Regions from separate parts of the Homo sapiens genome. Here region 2 is linked to region 1. A link is an interaction called in ENCODE POLR2A ChIA-PET data of the cell type or tissue named here. Cell type or tissue: PC-9. All regions are shown on one strand. Links, peaks and the distances in the headings refer to the core of each region. The heading gives the core; the rest is flanking DNA.

Evidence for each region. ChIA-PET counts read pairs that join two places held together with the same protein. Peaks named below come from ENCODE experiments on the same cell type or tissue, not always from the same donor. Only the 100,000 strongest peaks of a DNase experiment are listed, where the experiment ranks them.
Region 2: POLR2A ChIA-PET joins it to region 1 with 13 read pairs; 7 of 35 experiments call an interaction of 5 or more read pairs at or near these places.

Annotation. Positions count from the first base shown.
Region 1 is chr1:12,592,086-12,599,694 of GRCh38, reverse strand. The region is part of intron 1 of DHRS3 (dehydrogenase/reductase 3); the gene reads left to right. Among named protein-coding and RNA genes, the nearest start is that of MIR6730, 17 kb to the right of the region's middle. RefSeq lists an enhancer at 6,414-6,913. In PC-9, for the core only: no CTCF peak of the experiment used is centred there; DNase peaks (open chromatin) are centred at 3,034, 3,634 and 4,394; H3K4me3 peaks cover 1,798 bases; H3K27ac peaks cover 2,500 bases.
Region 2 is chr1:12,388,629-12,396,237 of GRCh38, reverse strand. The region is part of intron 60 of VPS13D (vacuolar protein sorting 13 homolog D); the gene reads right to left. Among named protein-coding and RNA genes, the nearest start is that of SNORA59A, 110 kb to the left of the region's middle. In PC-9, for the core only: no CTCF peak of the experiment used is centred there; no DNase peak of the experiment used is centred there.

The DNA.
Region 1 (7,609 bases), core at 2,304-4,803:
GAGGGAAAGAGCAGAGCTAGAAAATAGGAGATGAGAGAGTTTGTTTCCTTTGGGAAAAAGACCCTGGCCTGGCCAGAACAAAAGTGTGAGCAGGGAGTGGAGAGAGATGGCCAGGGCCATACCTCATAGAGCCTGGTGGTTGTGGGGTGAAGTCTGGACATGATTGGGAGAGCACTAGGGAGCCACTGAAGGCTTTCTACAGGATGCACGACCAGCCCACATTACTGGAAGGTGACGGAAGCCTGATTTTCCACAGAATTCTCTGATGTTGGAGGGATGTGATGCTCTCTGAGGACCACGGAAAATCACTTTCTGTGGGGCTGGTGCTTGGGAAAATTCCCGCCTCAACTGGCCCTATGGGCCAAGGGCCTGGCTTTTCTCCCAGCATCCTGGTCTTTGCAGGGTGTGCTGGCCTGGCCATTTCCCATTGAATGTCCCGCTTCCTCTGAATCCCCTGGCCCTCTGGGCCCAGAGCCACAGCCTGATAGCATGAGACCAGTCAGCCGGAAGGGTTAACTCCAAGGCAGTTGACCTTCGTCCTAGCAGAGATTAAACCGATTCCTAATTAATAGCCTGTAGGATAGCTACCTTGGCACAGCTTGCAAGTAATTTAAGGCTTGTCCTTAGAGGCTGGTCCATAAATTACGTTTAATTAGCTGAAGGTCTCCCTGGGACACATCAGCCTGGTGTGTGATTGAGCCTACCAGCTCAGTGACCTCTGAATTTCATGTTGGAGTATGAGGGAGATGCTGAGATACTCCAGTAAAATGTTTATTTCCTTTTCCAAAACAAGAGCTGAATTCTTTCTTCTGCTAGCAGCTCTGAGGGGTACCGCCAACCGGTTTGGGGGTCTCTGCTCAGCTAGTTCCTGGCTTTGCTCTTGACTAATTACTTATACTTCCAGGGTCTCAGTGCCTTGTCTCTAAAAAGAAGCCGAGTTCAAGTCTACAGACCCTTATCTGAAACCCTTAAGGCTAGCTGTGTCTCATAGGTCTGATGTTTTGGACTTTAGAAATGCAATCCAGCAGATAGGCCATATACCTAGTGATGCCCACAGCAAGGTCTAGGGCAGCCACCCGTAATCACAGTGATAGTTACCACAGTGGGATAAAGAGACCAGAACTAGCCTCATGATGGTTCCAATTAGGGCTTGCTCTAAACGCGTGTGTCAAAAATAAATGTAGGATTTTAGAGCTTTTTGGATTCTAGAACGGAGGATAAGGGGCCGTAAACCTCACTGTTGAACTCAGAGAAGCTCCTAAATAAATGCTAATTATGATGAGTACTGTTGTTATTTTTTTTTGTTTTATTTTACTTGCCGAGACAGAGTCTCACTCCATCACTCAGGCTGGAGTGCATTGGTGCGATCTCAGGTTATTGCAGCCTCAACCTCCCAGGCTCACGTGATCCTCCCCAGTGGCCGGGACTACAGGCGCGCACCACCATGCCTGGCTAACTTTTGTATTTTTAGTGGAGACAGGCTTTCACCATGTTGCCCAGGTTACCTGTTGTTATTATTCCTCTTTCCCCTACAGCTCATACGCTGCCATGTCCACTGCCCCTGCACATGTAGAGACTGGATGTGCGGGCAACTTTTAGTTTGGCAGGTGTCACCTGTCTGCTGGGGATGTGTGATACGTTCTTCCTGGAGTGGCTCTGCCGGAGCTGTGTTTGTGTTTCCTGCTGCCTGGGGGAGCGTGGAAGGCTTGTGACTTGGCACGAGGTCCCACTGGGTGTTCCTGTTGGGCACCCTCTGTGCGATGGCTGGGGCTGGCTTCCTGGGTGTGACCCAGGGATTCTCACTGGCCCTGCTCTCAGAAGCGCCCTACACTTGGTTTGAGGCTCGGCTGTCACCATCTTGCAATTCTTTACAATTTTTGAACCAGGGACCCTGCGAATGATGTGGCTGGTCCTAACGACAGCCATAGCACACAGGTTGTCAACTTCATTCCTCCCAAGTTCCCCTCAAAGGGAAGTTACTAATGTTTCACAGAAGAGGCAAAACTATTTCATTCATTCATTCACACAGTCACTGGGCACCCAATTACCAAGCCAGGCCTGGAAATTCCTTGGACAGCCTACATTCTAGAGAGTGTGTGTGTTTGAGAATGGGAGAAATAGACAAAAACCAAGCAAACAAATAACCACCATCACTTCAGATAGTGACCAAGTGCTGCAAAGACAAGAAAGCAGAGGGATGTGAGGCAGAAGGATGTTAAAGATTAAATTCAGTGAAGGAGAAGCTGGAATCAGGGCTGGAGTTCAGCTGTGCCTTGTTGCACTCCATGAGTACTCGCTAAAGATCTGGGGTCATTTCAGGCCGGGCGCCATGGCTCACGCCTGTAATCCCAACACTTTGGAAGGCTGAGGTGGGTGGACCAGTTGAGGTCAGGAGTTCGAGACCAGCCTGGCCAAGATGGTGAAACCCTGTCTCTACTAAAAATACAAAAATTAGCCAGGTGCGGTGGTGGGCGCCTGTAATCCCAGGCACTCGAGAGGCTGAGGCAGGAGAATCGCTTGAACCCGGGAGGCGGAGGTTGCAGTGAGCCGAGATCGCGCCACTGCACTCCAGCCTGGGTGACAGAGTGAGACTCCGTCTAGGGCGGGGGGAGATCTGGGGTCATTTCTAGGTTCCCCACCCCCCACAAGGCAGGGTGATCATTAGTTAATGAGGTCCAAGTAGGGGAGTCAATGGGGGTCTCCTTGAGCCAGGGGGGACTATTCATCCCCAAAGACCTCGTCACCCCGGCTTCTCACAATAAACCCAGAGGCTCAGTTTGGGGGGGCAGTGGGTGAGGAGAAGGGCAGCCTTGGTTTCTCTGAGGGTCTCCAAGTTCTCCCCGTGCCAGGCCCCCTGCACCTGAGGCTTCTGACCGGCCCTGCGGTTTGGTGAGCATTTTCTTGCACTTTTGACCTTCCCCACACCAGCACAGGGAGGCCAGTTTCAGTTTTCCCCACTTCCCCAGATGGAGATGGTGAAGCTCAGAGATGCCAAGTGACTCATCCAAAAGTCACACAGCAAATCAACTCCAGAGCAGATTCCTTGAGGCCCCAACCAGGCTGCTTTTCATTCCAAAGGGCAGTGCAGGCTCTCAGCTCTGAGCGCTGGCTGCCAAGTTAGTGCGGTCCAGGGCTGCTCTGGGAGCTCCGCGGGATAAACAGGCCCCCTGCTTCGGAAGGGAGGGGCGGTGCGCGGCCAACGGGACACTTTTATACCTCTTTATACCTGGAAGCCATCCCTGCAACCCCCCAACCAGGCTTTGCAAGGGAGAAGTAATGAGCTTCCCAGAAAGCCCAGAGCAAAGGCAGGCACCTCCCCAATCTCTTCCCACGAAAACCCGAAGCTGACCCCGGAGGCCCAGCCCTCGGGTTTAGAGGCTTCTCGGGGAAGCGGAGACAGAGACCCTAGAGGAGAGGCTGCCCCCGGAGGGGTGGGAGCTGCCAGCCCCCAGGGGTGCTCGAGGGGAGCGAGGCCGCTCCAGGGAGGTGGGTGCCCGCCAGAGGGGCGGCGAGGGCTGCCGGGACGGTTCACGCAGCGGCCAGCAGACTGGCTGCGTGTTGCAATGTCTGGTGGCGTTTGCAGCATCCTGTCCGTGTGTGCAGCTGGGGTAACCTCGGGCCGGCGGAGGAGCGCGTGTGGCTCGTAGGCCCTGCGGCCGGAGGCTGCTGGCACCTTGCATCTCATTTACAGCTCCGGGTTCAGCCACAGGTCAGCGGCGCCCGTGACATCACGGCGTCTGTTTACCGACGGGTCTGGGCAAGAGCGGACGGTCCCGGGGCGGGAGGGGGACCCCAGCAGCGCCCCGGCCCCCAGCCCGGCTCCCCTCCTCACCCCCTCCGCCCAGCCCCTCCTCGTCTGCACCTGAGACCTCAACCCAGCCCCCTTCTGCAGCCACCTACCCTGTCCCCTCCCCAGCTGCACCCGGGATCCCAACCCAGCTCCTCTCCACAGCCCCCAGCCTGTCCCATCGCCCCCCATCTGCACCCTGACCGCACCTCGGCCTTCCTTCGCCGCCCGGCCCAGGACCCCAACCTGTTTCCCCGCTTTCCCCGCAAAGCCCTCCCTATCTGCTCCCGGGACACCACCTGGCCCCCTCCTCACCCGCTCCACCCAGTCGCCCTCCAGTCTGCACCCAGGACCCCAGCCTCGCCCCGCCCCCTCCCCATCTATCTCCCGCCCCTTCCCATCCCCTTTCCACCCCTTTCCCATCCGCCGCTTGGGATCCCAGCCCGATCCCCACCCGGCACTGCAGCCCCGCCCAGCCCCTCCCGGGACCCCCGCGGCCCCGCCCCGCGCCCGCCCCTGGGCCCACTTTCAGAAAGACTTCCTGGAGCCTCCTGCCCGACCCGCTGAGGCTTGGCGGCTCCTCCTGCCACCCCCTCACGCCATCATGTGAGCCAGGCTGGCCTCCCGGCCGCGCACCGAGCCGGCTGCAGCTCGTTAGCTGTCAGGGCCAGGGTTGGGACGGCCCGGGCACTTTGTTATTGGAAACTGGGCTCACCCCCGCTGCGCTAGGTGGGTCCCAGGCGCTGGGGCAGCCTCTTCCCCCGGAGCTGCCTTTGCCACCTGGAACTGCTTTCTCGCTCACCGCCTCCCCTCCCCTCCCTCTGCGTAAACCAATTGTTCTGGAAGCTGAAGGGACCTGGGATTCTCTTCCTGCACACCTGGGGCTTGCCAGAGCCAACCCTCCTGGAGAGGGAGGCGCTGGGGCTCAGGGAACGGCAACCTCATTCTTCCATTTTCTCAGGCCAAACGCTCTGGTGTCCTCTGGGAAGCTCACTTTCTCCAGCACCCAGCTCTGCAACCGTCCAGAATCCCTCTTCTCCCATCACCTAAGCATCCCAGCCCAGCCCCTTCCAGCTTCATGTCAGAGGCTGTCTTTTTTCTCCTTACAACCTCCCAATCTACCCCATCTCAGAAAAGAATTCAAAGTCCTGCTGTGGCTGGTGTCTCCCGCTTGCTCTTCCACACTGGTCTCCGTGCTGGGGAAGCTCATTCCCACCCCAGGGCCTTTGCACCAACTGTTCCCTCCACCAGGGATGCTCTTCCTCCACGCGTCTGTATCGCTCCCTCCTTCACTTCCCTCAGGTCTCTTCCAAAATGTTACTTTAACCAAGAGGACTTCCCTGCACCTTTCCCCCACCATCTGAATACCACTCCCACCCCATAATCACTCCCTCCAACCCCCTACAAAGCTATGTGTTCCTCCCATGCACATCTAGCACTTTCTAGTGGCTAGAAAACTACTTACTATACAGTCATTCGTTCACGTGAACAAGTGTTCATGCTCATTGTCCCCGGACTTACACACAAGCAAACTCCGCAAGTGAGATAAATGTATTCCCCGCTGGATCCCAGGGCCTCCAAAGTGCCTGGTGCACACAATTCCACAAATAGTCCTTGAATGAATGAATGAGGCAGGACAGGGTTGTTAAAAGAGCTTCCCTTTGGAGTCCGAGCCTTGCTTTGAAACTTCTAGTAGTGCAGCCTGCATGAGTTACTTAGACTGTCCAAATTTGAATCCCACCCCGGTGGACAGTAATCTGGAGATGTGTGCTGTGAGGGAAGGGTGGTCTGTAGATGCTGGCTCCTCCCTCCTCTCCTTGGCACCCCCACCCCAAGGTCACCCAGCACTTTCCAGCAAGAGGTCCAGTGGGGGAAAAGGGCAAAGGTTGTGAGGTGTCAGCCATGAACTCTAGCCTGAGTTTCTCTGCCTCCGTGTTTTGCCAAGTGCGGCCCTGGGCAGTCAGATGGAGGTGGAGCCCCTGGCCAGTCTTGTAGGCTGGGGATGTTTGTGAAAAGAAACATCAGCCCGTGGGTTTCTGGCTGGGAGTGAGCAGTGTTCTGCCTGCCCAGAGTCAGCTTTTGTGATCGTTTCCCTGGAGAGTTTTCTGAGTGGTCCCAGAACCAAAAAGTTTCGCAAGAATCACACCCAGGGATGAGGTGGAGACTGCCCAGTTGTCACGTACTGGCTCTTGGCAGGGCGTGGTTTTAGCATTTGAAGGAGTGTCCTCAGGAACACTAGGTGCTCATCACAGGGGGAGACATGCCTGTCTCAGCAACTGGGAAGGAGGAAATCAAAGAAGGGTAGATTTGTAAATCAAATCAGAGCTGGTGTTTGTGGGGTTGGGGCATTTTACATGAAGACCTCTTGGGTAAAGAGACACTTGAGCAGAACCTGTGAGAAGGTGGCCAGGTGTGGTACCTCACTCCTGTAATCCCAGCACTTTGGGAGACTGAGGCAGGAGGATCACTTGAAGCCAGGAGTTCAAGACCAGCCTGGGCAACAATGTGATACCCCCGTCTCTACAAATAATAATAATCATAATAATTTTTTAAAAAGAAAAGAGGGTGCCCTACAAGGAGAGGGATACTTGGGAAAAGAGAACAGAGAGCAGCCAGTACAAAGGCCCTAAGGTAGAGGGGGCCAGTGCTTCTGCAGGGCCGAGACCTAGGAGGGAGTAGCTGAGACGAGGGATGGGGCAGACCAGGAAGGGCCTGCGATCCCAGTAAACACTAGATTCCAGTCTGTGAGATGGGCAGCCATCAGTAGTCATAAGCAGGGTGATGTGGTCTGACACATTCTAGAAGGATCTCTGGCTGTTGTGTTGAGAACAGACTGAGGCAGGGGCCCTGGGGCAAAGGTAGCAGCCAAGTGACCTTTTGGGACCAGGTGAGGGGTCCACTTGTGCTCCAGGTGAAGGGCGCTGAGGCAGGGCCCCAAGGCGCCGTGGAGGTGGCGAGAAGTGGTGAGAAGCCTCTGGATTTCAGAGGTCAGGCTGACAGGGTGCGTGGTGGAGTGGGCATACAGTGAGAGAAAACACTTAATGTGGGACAGTGAAGAGCCTTCGGAGGTTAAAAAGAGCTTGGCATCTGAAAACAGGGAGTGGTGTGGAGGGGAAGCAGCCTCCGTCACTTCCCAGCCTCGGGAGCCTGGGGCTGGGCCTCGCTTGGCCTCCTCTATTGAATGAGGATAATGGAGCCCATTTGTGTTAGTTTCCTGTCAATGGCACAACAAATGACCACCAGCTGTGTGGCCCAAAACACCAAAGCTGCTCTCACATTTCTGGGTACCAGAAGTCCAAACTCCAGGTGTCAGCAGGGCCCCACTCCCTCCCGGGCTCTAGGGAAGGATCCTTCCTTGTCTCTTTCAGCTCCTGGTGGCTCTTGGCAGCTCCTGGCATCGCGTGGCTTGTGGCCGCCTCACTGCCGTCTCTGCTTCCATCTTCACGCGGCCTTCCTCTCCTCTGTGTATGTCTTTCTTCTGTCTCTCATGAGGACACTAGTCCTTAGACTCAGAGCCCACCCTAACCCAGGGTGATCTCACTTTGAGATCCCCAACTCAATTACAGCTACTCAATTCCAAAGACCCTCTTTCAGCATAAGGTCACATTCACAGGTACCAAGGGTTAGGACTTGGACTCAGCTTCTCAGGGGACACTAATCAGCCGACTGTACCACATCCGGGCAGCCGAGAGGATTCAGTCTAAGAGCCCAGAGCAGGATCCAGCCTGCAGTAAAGGTCCACAGATTGTTCACTGTGGTGGCGGTGAGTGCTTGTCACAGTCCCACCCCGCCCACTTGGAGAGCAAGGGTGCTCCAGGCAAA
Region 2 (7,609 bases), core at 1,903-4,402, 200 kb after region 1:
TACAGTCACACTGCAAACAAAGCAGTCCTAGCAGACACTCCAGCAGCCAGAAGGAATTTGCAGCTCCCCCAGGAGTCCCATCCCCAGACTTGTCAGTATTTGGCTTGTCTGGCATCTCTCTCTTTCCTGATATTAATAATCTATGTCTTCTCTTTTTCTCCTGCTCAGACTGGTTAGAGGCTTATTAATTTTATTGATCTTAAAGAACTATATATATATATATATATATATATATATATATCTCCTATTAGTTCTATCCCTCTAAGAGAACCCTGACTAATACAGATTTTGGTACCAGGTGTGGTTCTAGAGGAACAGAATATTAAGGATGGAGTTCTTTCATTGGCTTTGGGGTTTCTGGAGTTGGCTGCTGAATATGATTAGCCCCCCAAAAAATTGCTAAGGACTCTACCTCTAATAGTATGGAGAATGCTGATAGTCCTTGGCGTGAACCGTTTGGAGAATTATGCAAAATAAATGCATTTGACACTCCTGATTCACCGCTCATGAGAGGCAAGGATTTTAGTGACTCTATACATAATACCTTTGACCATATGTAGAAAACCAAGTAACATAATGAAGCTGGTTGGTTGCTCCTAAGTTCAGTGGACAAAGTAATGAAAGAAAATGATGAACTCAGGGATTCTGTCTCCCAGCTTCAGAAGCAGATACTGAGCCTCAAATCTGCTAAGATTGCCCTAAGTGAGAGTCTTATCTCCTGCAGAGAAAGAGCTGAAATTGTGGAAAAACAGACACAAGCTCTTGTCATGCAAGTGGCTGACCTGCAATGAAAGATGCACGCCGAAAGATGCACACACAGCCTCACCAGATGTCTGCTGTTAAAGTGAGGGCAATGATTGGAAAAGAATGGGACCCTGCAACTTGGAATGGGGATGTGTGGGAGGACCCTGATGAAACTCGGGGAAACTGAGTTTGTAAACTCTGATGAGCCTTTTTTGCCAGAAGGATGAGCTTCCCCATCCCCAGTAGTGGCAACATCTCCTCAACCCATGCTGTCATCAGCTTTCCACCTTTGTCTGAGGAGATGAATCCTATGCTGCCTAAGGCAACAGTGATGACCTCTCTTGAGGCAGCTGCCAGGCAAAGTAATGTTGATTCTCCTCAGGAGTCACCCCCAACACCCCTGTTTGCTTCTAGACCTAAAGTCCCGGCAGGCCCCTAGATGTGAGGTTGAGAGTGTGACTCACGAGGAGGTGTACTACACTCGAAAAGAACTGTTTGAGTTCTCTAATTTATATAGAAAGAAATCTGGAGAACAGATACGGGAATGGATATTAAGGGTATGGGATAATAGTGGAAGGAACATAGGGTTGGATCAGGATTTATTGATCTGGGCCCACTAAGTAGGCATTCTGCTTTTAATGTTGCAGCTTGGAGAGGTAAAAAAGGTTCTAATAGTTTATTTACTTGGTTAGCTGAAATATGGATTAAAAGATGGCCCACCGTGAGAGAGGTGGAAATGTGTGATCTCCTTTGGTTTAACGTACAGGAAGGGATCCAAAGGATTAGGGAGACTGGGATGGTGGAGTGGATTAGCCACTTCAGACCTACTCATCCCAGCTGGGAGGGTCCAGAAGATATATCCTTGACCAATGCCTTGCGGAACAGATTTGTAAGGGCAGCACCTGCATCTTTGAAGAGCCCTGTAATTGCTTTTCTCTGTATGTCAGATCTAACGGTGGGAACAGCAATCATTAGCTACAAAATTTAAACACAATGGGGATAACTGGATCCCGAGGTGGCAGGTTGCCAAGTGGCAGCACTCAATCGTCAAAGGCAAGGTGGGCATAGCTACCATAATGCACAGCAGAGGCAAAGTGGCAATCAGAATAGTCTGACTCATGTAGAGCTCTGGCACTGGCTAATTAATCATGGTGTTCCTAGAAGCGAAATTAATAGGAAGCCTGCTGCATTCCTACTTAATTTATACAAGCAGAAAACTTCTAGGTTGAATGGACAAAAAACTAGTTTGAATTATAAAAACAGAGAATCATGGCCCCTCAGTCAATTTCTAGACTTGAGCCAGTTTACAGACCCAGAACCCCTTGAATGAAGGGGAGGCCGGATCCCCTTGAGGAAGGACCCCACTACATTGCCGACAATTTACGCAGTGAATCTTTCTCCCATCCTTCCCAAGGAGACCTCCAGCCTTTTACCAGGGTAACTGTGCACTGGGGAAAGGGAAAGGATCAGACATTTCGCGGATACAGGACACTGGCTCTGAGCTGACGTTGATTTCAGGGGACCCAAAATGTCATTGTTGCCCTCCAGTTAAAGTAGGGGCTTATGGAGGTCAAGTAATTAATGGAGTTTTAGCTCAGGTCTGACTTACAGTGGGTCCAGTGGGTCCCCAGACTCATCCTGTGGTCATGTCACCAGTGCCAGAATGCATAATTGGCATAGATATACTTAACAGCTGGCAGAACCCCCACATTGGCTCCTTGACTGGTAGGGTGAGGGCTAGTATGGTGGGAAAGGCCAAATGGAAGCCCTTAGAGCTGCCTCTACCTAGAAAAATAGTAAACCAAAAACAGTATCACATCCCTGGAGGGATTGTGGAGATTAGTGCCACTTGAAAGATGCAGGGGTGGTGATTCCCACCACATCCTTGTTCAACTCTTCCATTTGGCCCGTGCAGAAGACAGATGGATCTTGGAGAATAACAGTGGATTATCGTAAGCTTAACCAAATGGTGACTCCAATTGCAGCTGCTGTACCAGATGTGGGGTTTCATTGCTTGAGCAAATTAACACATCTCCTGGTACCTGGTATGCAGCCACTGACTTGGCAAATGCCTTTTTCTCCATTCCTGTCCACAAGGCCTACCAGAAGCAATTTGCCTTCAGCTGGCAAAGCTAGCAATATACCTTTACTGTCCTAACCGCAGGGGTATATCAACTCTCCAGGTTTGTGTCATAATCTTATTTGGAGAGACCTTGATTGCTTTTTGCTTCCGCAAAATATCACACTGGTCCATTACACTGATGACATTATGCAGATTGGATCCAGTGAGCAAGAAGTAGCAAACACACTGGACTTATTGGTGAGACATTTGCGTGCCAGAGGATAGGAAATAAATCCGACTAAAATTCAGGGAACTTCTACCTCAGCAAAATTTCTAGGGATCTAGTGGTGTGTGGCCTGCCAAGACATTCCTTCTAAGTTAACGGTGTTGCTGCGTTTGGTCCCTCCTACAACCAAGAAAGAGTTACAATGCCTAGTGGGCCTATTTGGATTTTGGAGGCAACACATTCCTCATTTGGGTGTATTACTCCGGCCCATTTATTAAGTGACCCGAAAGGCTGCCAGTTTTGAGGGGTCCAGAATGGGAGAAGACTCTGCAACAGGTCCAGGCTGCTGTGCAAGCTGCTCTGCCATCTGGGCCATATGACCCAGCAGATCCAATGGTGCTTGAGGTGTCAGTGGCAGATAGGGATGCTGTTTGGAGCCTTTGGCAGGCCCCCATAGGTGAATCACAGCAGAGGCCTCTAGGATTTTGGAGGAAGGCCCTGCCATCTTCTGCAGATAACTACTGTCCTTTTGAGAGACAGCTCTTGGCCTGTTACTGGGCTTTGGTGGAAAATGAACATCTGACTATGGGTCATCAAGTCACCACGCAACCTGAACTGCCCATCCTGAACTGTGTGCTTTCTTTTTTTTTTTTTTTTTTTAACATTTATACAATAATATTATTTTAATCAAGAATTTCTTAAAATTTCATCACGGACTTTTTTTTTTTGAGAGAGTCTTGCTCTTGTTGCCCAGGCTGGAGTGTAAAGGAGTGGTCTCGGCTCACTGCAACCTCCACCTCCCAGGTCCAAGCGATTCTCCTGTCTCAGCCTCCGAAGTAGCTGAGACCACAGGCACCCGCCACTGCCCGGATAATCTTTGCATTTTTAATAGAGATGGAGTTTCACCATGTTGGCCAAACTCCTGACCTCAGGCCATCTGCCCGCCTTGGCCTCCCAAAGTGCTGAGACTACAGGTGTGAGCCACCGGGCCCAGCCAAGGATCTTAATATAGTCATTTATGGCAAAAGAAAAATAACATTTTTGGGTTGGATGCAGTGGCTCACACCTATAATCCCAGGACCCTGGGAGGCCTAGGCGGGCAGATGGCTCGAGTCCAAGAGTTCAAGACCAGCCTGGCCAACACGGCAAGATCCCTGTCTCCACAAAAAATACAAAAATCAGCCAAGTGTGGCACCACACACTTGTATTCTCAGCTACTTGGGAGGCTGACGTGGGAGGATCACTTGAGCCCAGGAGGAGGAGGTTGCAGTGACCCGAGGGAGGACCACTGCACTCCAGCCTGGGTGACAGAGCAAGATTCTTGTCTCAAAAAAAATATTTAAAAAAAACACAAAACATCTTTTGGGAGTAAAAGTGTTTATCCCCACTGCTTCACTTAACTAGCTGTAAAAAGCAATAAAATAAAATAAGATGTTTTGTTTGATCACATAGATTTACAGTTACCCAAATGAAAGATTTTATTTACAAATTAAAAATAAAAACAAAGGCTGAAGTGGGCAAATCACTTGAGGTCAGGAGTCAGAGATCAGGCTGGCCAACGTGGTGAAACCCCATCTCTACCAAAAAATATATAAATTAGCTGCATGTGGTGGTGCACACCTGCAAACTGAACTGGGTGCTTTCTGACCCACCCATCTAGCCATAAAGTGGGTCGTACACAGCAGCATTCCATCATCAAATGAAGTGGTATATATGTGATTGGGCTCGAGCAGGTCCTGAAGGCACAAGTAAGTTACATGAGGAAGTGGCTCAAATGCCTATGGTCTCCACTCCTGCCACCCTGCCTTCTCTCCCCTAGCCTGCACTGATGGCTTCATGGGGAATTCCCCATGATCAATTGACAGAGGAAGGGAAGACTAGAGCCTGGTTCACAAATGGTTCTGCACGATATGCAGGCACCACCCAAAAGTGGACAGCTGCAGCACTACAGCCCCTTTCTAGGACATCCCCGAAGGACAGCAGTTAAGGAAAATCTTCCCAGAGAGCAGAACTTCGAGCAGTGCATCTGGTCATGCACTTTGCATGGAAGAAGAAATGGCCAGATGTGTGATTATATACTGATTCATGGGAGGTAGCCAATGATTTGGCTGGATGGATGGTCAGGGACTTGGAAGAGCATGATTAGAAAACTGGTGACAAAGAAATTTGGGAATAGGTATGTGGATGGACCTCTCTGAGTGGTCAAAAACTGAAGATACTTGTATCCCATGTGAGTGCTCACCAATGGGTGACCTCAGCAGAGGAGGATTTTAACAACTAAGTGGATAGGATGACCTGTTCTGTGGACACCACTCGGCCTCTTTCCCCAGCCACTCCTGCCATCGCCCACTGGGACTATGAACAAAGTGGCCATGGTGGCAGGGATGGAGGTTATGCATGGGCTCAGCAACATGGACTTCCACTCCCCAAGGCTGCCCTGTCTACAGCCAGTGCTTAATGCCCAATTTGCCAGCAGCAGAGACCAACACTGAGCCCTCGATATGGCACCATTCTTCTGGGTGATCAGCCAGCTACCTGGTGGCAGGTTGATTATATTGTACCTCTTCCATCATGGAAAGGGCAGAGTTTGTCTTCACTGGAATAGACGCTTACTCCAGATACGGGTTTGCCTATCCTGCATGCAATGCTTCTGCCAAGACTACCTCTGTGGACTCATGGAATGCCTTATCCACTGTCATGGTATTCCACACAGCATTGCCTCTGACCAAGGCACTCACCTTACGGCTAAAGAAGTGCGGCAGTGGACTCATGCTCATGGAATTCACTGGTCTTACCATGTTCCTCATCATCCTGAAGCAGCTGGATTGATAGAATGGTGAAATGGCCTTTTGAAATCACAATTACAATGCCAACTAGATGATAATAGCTGGGGCAAAGTTCTCCAGAAGGCTATGTATGCTCTGAATCAGCATCCAATATATGGTACTGTTTCTCCCATGGCCAGGATTCAGAGGTCCAGGAATCAATGGGTGGAAGAGGAAGTGGCACCATTCATCATCACCCCTAATGATCCACTAGCAAAATTTTTGCTTTCTGTTCCTGCAACATTAGTTCTCCTGGCTTAGAGGTCTTAGTTCCAGAGGGAGGAACACTGCCACCAGGAGACAAAACAATGATTCCATTAAACTGGAAGTTAAGATTACCACCTGGACACTTTGGGCTCCGCCTAACTTTAGGTCAAGAGGCTAAGAAGGGAGTTACAGTGTTGGCTGGGGTGACTGACCCAGATTATCAAGATGAAATCAGTCTACTACTCCACAATGGAGGTAAGGAAGATTATGCATGGAATACAGGAGATCCATTAGGGCATCTCTTAGGATTACCATGCCCTGTGATTAAGGCAATGGGAAACTACAACAGCCCAATCCAGGCAGGACTACAAATGGTCCAGACCCCTCAGGAAGGAAGGTTTGGGTCACTCCACCAGGAAAAAATCCCACAAAACCATGACCTGATGAGGTGCTTGCTGAAGGTAAAGGGAATACAGAATGGGTAGTAGAAAGGGTAATCATCAATACTAGCTATGACCACATGACCAGCTGCAGAAACAAGGACTGCAATTGTCATGAGTATTTCCTCTTTCTTTTGTTAAAAACATGTTTGTGCATGTATACACTTGTACTAAGAAAATATCTTCATTTTATTTCCTTTCTCCTTCATTATGTGACATAGATTTATTGACTTCATATCAGCATTCAAGCATCATTAACTTTATGTAATAGTATTTGGGTTGGGGACTGGTGTGTTTCCAGCTGTACGAAGGATGGCTGTATTATGTTAGGTGTAATTATGACCTTATAATCTCGGCAGTTGACAAAGGGTGGACTTGTGATGGTTAATACTGAGTGTCAACTTGATTGGATTGAAGGATACAAAGTATTGATCCTGGGTGTGTCTGTGAGGGTGCTGCCAAAAAAGATTAACATTTGAGTCAGTGGGCTGGGAAAGGCAGATCCACCCTTAATCTGGTGGGTGCAATCTAATCAGCTGCCAGCAAATATAAAGCAGGCAGAAACATGTGAGACAGGCCTACCCTCCCAGCCTACATCTTTCTCCCATGCTGGATGCTTTCTGCCCTTGAACATTGGACTCCAAGTTCTTCAGTTTTGGGACTCGGACTGGTTCTCCTTGCTCCTCAGCTTGCAGACAGCCTATTGTGGGAACTTGTGATCATGTAAGTTAATACTTATATACATATCCTTTTAGTTCTGTCCCTCTAAGAGAACCCCGACTACACCAGTAATATTCTTTACTTTGAAATCTATTCCGTCTGATGTTAATCTAGTCATTCTCATTTCCTATGACAAGGGTCAACATGTTATATCTTTTTTCATCTTCTTTCCTTTTAACCTATTTGTGTCTTTATCCTTAATGTGTGTTTCTTGTAGGCAACATATAATTGGTTCTTGCTTTTTTATACAATTTGATAATCTCTGCCTTTTGATTACGGTGTTTACAACATTTAAATTTAGTTAATTGATACCATTAGGTTTGAGTCTACCATCTTGCTAATTATTTTTTATTTGTCCTATCTATTCCTTTCCCTGCTTTCTGTT